Linked DNA regions of Mus musculus: region 1 is linked to region 2. Evidence: chromatin loops called from intact Hi-C (ENCODE). Cell type or tissue: left cerebral cortex. All regions are shown on one strand.

What was found. Hi-C counts contacts between places; a loop is a spot of excess contacts. Peaks named below come from ENCODE experiments on the same cell type or tissue, not always from the same donor. Only the 100,000 strongest peaks of a DNase experiment are listed, where the experiment ranks them.
Region 1: a loop joins it to region 2, with 4 times the contacts of the local background. A loop is called at or near these places in 12 of 42 quality-filtered maps.

What each region holds. Positions count from the first base shown.
Region 1 is chr17:26,715,686-26,720,685 of GRCm38, reverse strand. Crebrf (CREB3 regulatory factor) reads right to left here. Exons shown (of 9, transcript NM_029870.2): 1 at 4,912-5,000. Among named protein-coding and RNA genes, the nearest start is that of Crebrf, 2.5 kb to the right of the region's middle. In left cerebral cortex, a CTCF peak has its summit at 2,591 (motif pointing left); a DNase peak (open chromatin) is centred at 4,387; H3K4me3 peaks cover 1,690 bases; H3K27ac peaks cover 1,141 bases.
Region 2 is chr17:26,883,453-26,888,452 of GRCm38, reverse strand. Gm17382 (predicted gene, 17382) reads left to right here and starts at 2,207. Exons shown (of 3, transcript NR_168075.1): 1 at 2,207-2,486. In left cerebral cortex, CTCF peaks have their summits at 2,147 (motif pointing right) and 3,342; DNase peaks (open chromatin) are centred at 2,181 and 3,304; H3K4me3 peaks cover 1,618 bases.

The DNA.
Region 1 (5,000 bases), 170 kb after region 2:
CACACAATGGAAAGAGGAGGATAAGCTGGTGTCTGAGCTTCTTGTGCACACTGTAGCACATGTGACCTGTACACACAAACAAATTCAATACAGTTTTTTTGGAAAAAGGATTTGTGACCCCCCCAACCAAAAGGGACCTTGCTATAAAAAAAAAAAATCATCACAAACCAGATGTAGCATGGTGGCATATACCTTTAACTCAAGTACTTGGGAGGCAGCGGCAGGCAGATCTCTCTGAGTTCAAGGCCAGCATAGTCTACATAGACTAGTGTTCCTGGACAACCAGGGCTATGAAGAGAGACCCTGTAACAACAACAACAACAACAACACCCAATTATCACAAACCAGTAAAATGCAAGGCTCTTTCAAGCATGGTAGTGTACACCTATAATCCCCTACTGGAATGGGAGATGTAGAAGGATCAGGAATTCAAGGTCATATTACTGGATACATAATTTGAGTTAAACCTGGCCAACAGGAGACACTATCTCAAAAAATATAAACAAACAAACATCACACAACAAAAGTTGTAGGCCAGGCCGGGCGTGGTGGCGCACGCCTTTAATCCCAGCACTCGGGAGGCAGAGGCAGGCGGATTTCTCAGTTCGAGGCCAGCCTGGTCTACAAAGTGAGTTCCAGGACAGCCAGGGCTATACAGAGAAACCCTGTCTCGAAAAACCAAAAAGTTGTAGGCCAGTTCAAAGCCAGCCTGGAATATATACCAAAAAGAAAGTCTCAGAAATGGGGTGGGGGTGGGGTGCCTATAAAACAAACAGGACTATATTAATATATACCAATAGCTACTTTAAACAGTTTCAAAACATCTACATGGATATTGTGCCCTATGTTCTTCCAATGAAACTTTCTCAAGGTAGGAGATATATATACAATAGACTATTGATCCAATACTATCTGAAGTGTGTGTTTACATTCTCTACAATTTCCTCTGCAAAAACTTCAAACTCAAGACAGTATTTTTAAAAACAGGTTAACAATGACCATGGACTACTAATAAACACACCTTACTCTTATAAAGTTTCATTGGTTTTCTATCCTATCTTATCAGTCATCACCACACAAACTGCAGAGGTGAACAGCCACCACAGAGGTTATTCAATATTTACTATTTAATCCTACACTGGGAAAAGTTCAACTACTCCTGTCCTGGTATGATTAGAACAACTAAGCACTATGGCTCACTGTGACTCCAGGAATTCATGAAGCTGAAGCAGGAAGATCATGAAGTTCAAAGTCAACCTGGGCAACACTGCAAGGCCCCACCTCACAGAACCAAACAAAATAGTGTGATAGATTTATGACCAGCCAATATGTTTACCTTAAAATGAGACACTACTATATGTAGTAAAAGTCAGTGAAGCCTTTGCCAAAACAGCCAGGTACAAACCTAACTGGAAATAAGCCTATACTAATGACTCTCAAAATCCTATCATCAGTCTTGACTAAAAATTAAGTTTTAAAAGCTAACAGTGAATTCAGTTTACTATTTTAAGAACCACTACACTGCCAAGTGTGGTGATTCACACCTTTGATCCCAGCACTTAGGAGGAAAAGGCAGGCAGATATCTGTGGGTTCAAGGCCAGACTAGACTTCACAATCAGTTCCAGGACAGGAGGGGGACAGCACAAAAAATAAAAACTACTACACTACACTACGACAATTAAATAGAATGTCTCCGTATTCCCATTATCCAATGGATTTATTTAGTCACCACCACCAAGGACCTTAATCAGTTACCCTTTTACGCCAGAACTTACACCAATTAGGTTATTTTCTTCATCAAAGTTTGTTTTTCAGTTTGTTATACAACATACAAAGTGTCAAGGTGAGTGGAGAACCCAATATTGCTCTGGAAGTATCTATTTTTCTATTCTTACTATACTAGAAATTCCTGAGCCCAGTGATACTTAACTGTAGTCCCAGCAGGAAAGAAATGCTTGAGGACCAGGAATTCAAAACCAACTGGACTACAAAGTAAAACGCTGACTCCATAACAACATTTTGTAAACCCCAAATTATATTAAGCATATAAAAGAATTTTAGCCAAAAATAATCTCTAGTGTATTATATTTGCCATTCTTTTTTTTTAAGATTTGTTTATTTATTTATTACATGTAAGTACACTGTAGCTGTCCTCAGACACTCCAGAAGAGGGAGTCAGATCTCGTTATGGATGGTTGTGAGCCACTCCTGACCTTCTGAAGAGCAGTCGGGTGCTCTTACCCACTGAGCCATCTCACCAGCCCTTATATTTGCCATTCTTAAAAAATTACTAGCCAGGCGGTGGTGGCGCACGCCTTTAATTCCAGCACTCGGGAGGCAGAGGCAGGCAGATTTCTGAGTTCGAGGCCAGCCTGGTCTACAGAGTGAGTTCCAGGACAGCCAGGGCTATAAAGAGAAACCCTGTCTCAAAAAACCAAACCAAAACAAAACAAAAAGAAATTACTTCATGGGGCTGGAGAGATGGCTCAGCGGTTAAGAGCACTGACTGCTCTTCAGAAGGTCCTAAGTTCAATTCCCAGCAACCACATGGCTGCTCACCATCCATAATGAGATCTGATGCCCTCTTCTGGCGTGTCTGAAGACAGCTACAGTGTACTCATATAAAAAACAAAACAAAAAAATCTTGAAAAAAATTAGTACATAAGCAATGAAAACCAACTTTGACTAAGTGTTCTGGGTATCATGAAAACCTTTGCTTGGTTCTAACTTCAGACCTACCTTTTATAACTGATTGTAGTAATAGGACAGATTTGGACTTAGCAATACAACATTAAGTGATAGGTAATATTTTATTTACTATAAAAATTATATATAGCCGGGGGGGGGGTGGCCCACACCTTTCACCCTAGCACTTGAGAAGGCAGAGGGAAATGGATCTTTTTGAGTTCCAGGTCAGCCTGGTCTACGGGTTAAGTTCCAGGACAGCTAGAGCTATGTAGAGAAATGCTGCCTGAGAAACAAACAAAAAATAAAAATAAAAATTATATCTAATTAAAAAAATATATATCAAATAACCCGGGATTATATTTTTACCAAGTTTTAACAAAACTGAGGGTCAGTCACATAAAACCAATAAAAGTTGATGAAAATTTATTTACTATTTGTTAATATTCTTCAGCTGAACTCTTGAAGAGCTGCCTAGGGTGATATATCTATGATGTATTCCTACTCCTAAGTACTTCACCAAAGATGTATCAATAGCCTACTACCTTTGACAACATGAGGTCACAGGTTATAAACTCATCTTAAAAGCTTTAAAAAGCATTTAACAAGGCTAATATGGTGCCAAAACAATTCCAATTTTGTATCCACATTTCCCCATTTGGAGTATCTCTCAGCTTTTTTAAACTAGGCAACACTGAAAAATATTTTAAAGTAGAATTAAAGTGACAATCATTTTACCATAGGTCACAAAATTTACAAAAAATTCCTATTTCTGCTTTTGAAAAAATAAGTCAGACCTTCATTCTTTTTCTCATTTGCTGATACTGGATAGACAAAAGTCTAAAGACTCATCAGACCTAAATACTTTTCTCAAGGCTGTTTTCTCATTAAGTATGTTAGCTTCCAATTTATGTGAGCAAGGGAGGCAAATTAAGACTTGAAACACAAGGGCCTGATCTTTGGAAGATATCCACGTTTTTTTTTTTGTTTTTGTTTTTGTTTTTTTTGGGGGGGGGGTGGATAGAAACGCCGCTCACTCAATTTTGTCTGCTTTTCCAGTCCCAATTTTCTCTTTGCAATACCCAGAAAAGCAGAAGTTCCTCTGAATGCCTGCCTCTACACGGGAGACCTGGTACAGAAACACACCCCTAACTACAGAAATACCTCCTTAAGGTAGTCTTAAGATTCAGGCCTGCTCAGAAGTAGCAAAACGGTTTGTTTTCTTGGGTTAAAGGTGGGCGATTAAAGGGTTTGGTGGCAGGATCTACCAAGCAGCGGAGAGCCGACCAAGAAGGAGACGCCAGAGACCAAGCTTCATCTAGACCCAGGAACCGCCCCCTGGGAGGCTAGACTGCCCTCGCTACTTCCCTGGCCGCCTCCACTCGGGAGCGGCTGAGCCGGGTCAGGCTCCTCCGGGCATCTTCCGGGTCCCTCCGGGACTCTAGCCCACACCCAGCCCGCCCGGCCCGCGCCCCGCTCGGCTCGGCTCCTCGCCCTTTGCCCCGTCTCCGCCCCGCTCAGTGACAACCCCCGTCCCCAGGCCCGTCCCCTCCCATCTAATATGGCCGCCCTGTCGGACCAACCCCCAGCACAGCCTAACTTACTGGGGGGGAGGGGGGGCGCGGCACCGCCTCCCTGCGCCCATTGGCGCCACGGACCCCGTCTGCCTCCTCCATTGGACAGCACCGGCCGCCACTCGACAGCGAGGGCTCCGCCTCCGGGCTTTTCAAGCTGCTTAGAGAGGACATATAAACAAATCCCGAGAGGGAGGCCCCAGTCCCGCAGCCTCCGGGGAGGGGCCGGGGGGAACAGCAGCCCCACGACGCCCCTGCCCAGAGTTCTCCCGGTCCGCTCCTCCGTCCGGAGCCTTCTGAACACTAGCTGTGCCGGTCTCCCTCACACGCCCCTCTCCTCTCCTCTCCTCCCTCCCGGCCCCTCCCACCCGCTCGCCGCTCTGACAGGCCGGCTGCCGGCAGTCGCGATCCCTGGTTCCCGGGAGCGCAAAGGGCACGGCCCTAACGGGGTCGCCCGCCGGCGCGCGCCCGCCCTTTATATAACCGTCGGCCGCGGGGGCAGCCCGATTCGGCTCGCATCGGCGACCCCGTTCCGCGCGCCCTCGGCCCGGCGGCCCCCGCCCCGCTCTCCCGGAGCCGGGCACCCGCGCCTCTCACCCGCGGTTCTCTGCCGCTGCATCCCGCCCGCCCGTGCGACCGCTCGGCATTCACCTGAGGCTGAAGGCGGTTCAGGCACTGGATCCGGCCGCGCTTACGCGGCCGCGGGCCGTCTCCATGCTGCCTCGGTTTGTTTTGTTTAT
Region 2 (5,000 bases):
CCAGCCTGCCTAGATGTAGATGCTGTCACCTTCCTCGTGACAACTTGTTGGAACACAGATCTATCTGCAATAACGGCTTGAGCTCTTAATTTCTTCTTATTTGTAAAATCAAACTGTTTTGATTTTTAAAGAGTTGCTTTAAGGGGGCTGGAGGCACGACTCTGGTTGAAAGCACTCACTACTCTTGCAGAGGAGCCCAGTTTGGTTCCCGTCCATGTGGCAGTCCTCCAAGGGGCCCAGGAATGTGCATGGTACCCAGAATGCATACAGCACATGAGTCACACACATGCAATTAAATCAAATGAAATACTAAAGTATTTCAGAGAGTATTTACAAAGAAAAGCCAGTAAGCCTCCAGCAGACAGCCCAGGGCAGGAAGCATGCCTCTGTCCCTATCAAGTCCCCAGGGATCGTCTTACTCAATGGACTGGAGAGCTGGGGGAGCCTGGGCTGAGGCTCAGGTTCCCTTCTAAAGAGAGGAAATCCTGACAGTCACTCCTGACAAAGAGGGGCCACTTAAGTCTTGTCTTGGAAAAGCAAGAGCTCAGGCCAGCCTGAAAGACTCAGGAAGAGCGAGGTAGCTCTTGCCTGGAGTTAAACCTTCAAGAAGCATATGAGAGAAGTCAGGGATGTCCTGGGTGAGTTATTTACCCTCTTTGACCCTCAGACTCTTCCTCAAACACATGTGCAATGGCCCCACCTCACAGGCACATGAAGAAGAGGACGCTTCATAATCACTGGCAAGCAGAAGGTGCCTGCTTGCTTCAGTTAGAATCTTGTTTGTTTGTTTGTTTGCTTTTGGAGACAGGATTTCTCTGTGTAGCCCTGGCTGTCCTGGAACTCACTCTGTAGACCAGGTTGCCTCGAACTCAGAAATCTGCCTGCCTCTGCCTCCCGAGTGCTGGGATTAAAGGCGTGCGCCACCACGCCCCGCTCAGTCAGAATCTTGAATTCCGCCTCTGCAGTCGGCTGTGGTGACCCCTGTATTATTTTCATTGCTGCTTCATAACTGTAATTTTTCTACTGGTATGAATCATACTATGTAAGCATCTGATGTGCAGATGGCCTTAAGTGATCCCTGGGAAAGGGTGGCTCGACTCCAAGGAGGTCTCGACCCACAGGTTGAGAATAGCTGATAAAGTCATTTCTGTCTGGTTTCACAGAGGACTCCTGGATAATATCATTTAAAAAACTTACAAATCAGGTCTCTTGATGTTTTTCAGCCTCCAACAGGAATGGGGCCCACCTGCTGTGGGGGGTTCCATGGCTGACAATCATCATTGCTGAGGTATCCCTTCTCCAGGCACCTCCTCTTCTGTTTTGCAGTCCCATCTCTTGAGAATCAGGCTAATGATGCCAGACCAAGCCCTCAGCCCTCCCTTCACACTGCGTTAGCCTTCGGCCTACACACAATGGCTCTGCTCGTATGTGCCTTACAATCACACAACAGTGTGTGCCCCAGCTGCATGAACCTGCATCCCGCCTTCCTCACAAAAGCAGATACTTCCATAAGATGACAAATGCTGTTCACAGAGCATCCCGTACTCGAGGGATTTCATGGACATTATTTTGCTTTCTCGTCTGACATCTAACTTAGCTTTTGTTACCTGCAGTTTAAATTTGTGGAAAGTGAACGTCAAACGTATCCAAAGTGACAGAACTCAGCACTCAGTATGTTGATAATCAGGGAAGAATTGTAAATGACTGAAGAAGGACCCATGGGTAGTTGAATAGATATATAGATAAGTGGATGGGTGAGTTAGTTAGGTGGGTAGATGAAGGGAAGGTAATAGATGCTAGCATTCAGCTTAGCTAATCACGCGGCAAAGCTAAGTGCGCCTGCCCTTGCTGGTTCAATTCAAGCATAAGGAATCCCCTGTCTCTTAGCACTGTGCGGGACACCCAGCAGGTACCTGGCATTATCTGAGTTCCCCAACTTAGGAGTACCTGACAAGCATCCTTGCTCCAACTAATTTTCACAGCTGCCTCACTGAGGCAAGATTTGGCCCCTGGGTGAGCATGAGAGATGAAGAACGAAGATTCTGTCCTTTTCGGGCACCAAGAGCAGGCTGTTGAGCTGCCGCGGGAGGGAATGGGTGAGATCCTGGAGGGCTGGGACTCTCGAGGCGTTCCCCTGACTGGCCACGAGAGGGCAGCAGTCCGCAGCCCCAGCGCCGCAGCTAGACCGCAGGGCCAGCAACTGGTTCTCTAGCAGTGCTGCTTAGGACCCACGTGCTCAGCGTGGAACTCACGTGTCGGCGAATGCGGAAGAAAATCGGGAAAACCGATGTGGCATGCTCTTCCCAGGCAACTGTGCTGGGACAGGGTCCCGCAAACGTCGCGGGAGAAAAACCGAAGACATGAGGTGCTCCCAGTGCGGTCCAACAGGCGTATTTTAAATATATGTCCCCAGGTCCATGACTGAAGAAAATTCTGGAAGGACTCCCAGGAAGTTATTTCTTTTTTCTGCTTGCTGTGATATTGAGGTAACTGTTTTGCCATTTAAATGCATTCTATCATTTGTTACTGATAATGATGACGGCGGCGGCGGCAAAGTGATGATATCTGGGATGTAAGAATATGGAAATTTTATTTGCTTGCCTTTCCTTTGCTTACTTTCTGAGTTTTTTAAGCACACGTTGCTACCAAGAGGATAGTTCGGTACTGGGGTGGGAGACACAACTGAGCCACAGGACAGCTGGCACCTTGTGATTGCTTAATATTGCCCTTGAGGTACCAGGATGCATGGGGCCCTGGCCGCCTTGGTACCTACCTGGTGCCAGTCTGTTGGAGCCTCAGTAGGGTCAAGGGGCAGAGCTCTGGGAACAGTAGCAGGGTTCTCGGGTCACAAAGGATGTTCCAATCATCTTGGGCTCTGCTCCTCATTTTTCTGACAGTCTTGTTGGAGATGGCCCTGACATAGCAAACAGGACAAGGTTAGAAAGCACCAAAGCTCCATTCAAACCATCTGCATCTGATACTAGGGTGACCTTGGGCCAGTGACTGGGTATCTCTGGGCCTTAGGTTTTCCGTTTATTAGACAGCAGTTGCAATATCTTTGCTATGAAAGTTAGCACTGATGCCTTTAAGCCATCCAGCAAAAGACAGCCACGTGGTGGGTATTACACACCCCCACCCGGCTTCCCTGTCCACAGAACGAAATAAACTAGATATATGAGTAGAATTTTTAAAAACGAAACTAAAGCGAGACCAGCAGCAGCTTGGGGACTGCTGCCTAGCTTTCCCAGACCCATCTCCAAACCGATAGGGACAGCGGTCTTCTCCTCATCGCCACGCCCTCCCCGTGGCACAGGCCCCGCCTCCCAGCCCTGCAGTTCCTACGCGCTCTCAAAGGTCGGCGACATTGTGCTTTGGACGACAACCTATCTTTTTGGCTTTCCCAGCCTTGACTGTCAAATCCTAGATAAACTGAGCCAGCCTGCTCCTGACACTCACAGAGCAACTCCAGAGAAAGGAAAAGCTCGCGCCGTCTCCCTCATTGCAAAACAAAGATGGGGAATTCTCTGAGCCCAAGAATGCTGTTGGCTGGGAACAGGCAGGCTCTTGGAAATAAACTAGTAAATTGCCAAACATTAAGGCAGAGACTGCCTGAGGGAGCCGTCGGCCTGCGAGGGAAGTTGAAAGGCCACAAGGGACTGGAGAGATAGCTCACTGGGCAGGGTGCTCACAGTATGCAAGGGGCCCTGGGTTTGTTTCCAGCACCAAGTGAACGGGGTCTAGTGGCATTCAGGAGGGGCAGTCAGAAAGCTCAGAACAAGATCTCATCCTTAGCATCACAGTAAGATGGAGGCCACCCTGGGCTACAGGAGACCCTGTCTCTAAAATTAAAAAAAAAAAAATAAGTGACACAGGTAGGCAAGTCAAACGTGCTTACTGGAGTATGTAACGCTATAATGATAAAGAGCTGTAGCACACTGAGGAAAGCGGCTGGAAAAACTCGGAAAGTGTGTCTATCTAGAGAATACACACTCCCCAAGAGGAAGGCTTACTGGGATAAGTAGGCTAGGTAGCAATAAAAGCTGAATTGCTGGCCAGTCAGTGCTGCCGCATACCCTTAACCCCTTAGGAGACAGAGGTGGGCAGATCTCTGTGAGTTCCATGGTCTACAGAGCTAGTTCTAGGACAGCCAGGGCTATACATCGAGGCCCTGTCTTGAAAAACAAAACAAACTGCTAAGGGAAATAGCAGGGGCATTTCCTCTCTAGATTCTGCTTTAAGCTCACAGCATCCTTTCGCTGTCTGGAGGAAATGTAGGGTTGCCCATAATGCCACTACAACGCCCGCTGTGCTGGCAAGGGTGTCCCCTGTGTGTGAAGAAGACAATCCTGTGGGTCAGCATTCATCAAATGGTCTCCAGAGGCTCCCAGGGGATGGTAACTGGGAAAAAGACTATAGAAATTTTGCATTTCAAAGGGAGGGAAAAGAAGAGGGGAAAGTGGAGAGAGAGAGATTGAGAGAGAGAAAGAGCGCTCCTGAGCTCCGAAGTCTCAGGTCTTCACTTGTACAGCCTTCAGTCCCCTGATCCTTGTGTCCTATGGTAAATATTTGCTCTGTGTTAGGCAGTCTGGTTAATTAGGTACTGAGCATAGCCCAGGACACACAGTGTCACAGGACACACAGTGTCACAGGACACACAGTGTCACAGGACACACAGTGTCACCCGGTGGACTTGCCTAATGCCTAGAAGGTGGCGCCTTTCACCTTTCAAGCATGAACCCCAAGGCTACAGAGAGCGGTTTTTAGAAGTCACGTGGTTTCTCAGTACTAAGGCTGACACTGACACCCAAGCAAACACAACTTAATCCAACATCCCTAAAACTCCCAGCCACAGCTTAAACTGCAAATGGCACCCGGGCTGCACCAGGTGGCTTGTTCTTTCATGAAGACATTCATTATTAGAAATGGCTTCCCAAAATGTTTGGCTAAGTCCAGCTGCTGTGACACACATCCTCCTCAGGCTCTATTTCCGCCCTTGGCCT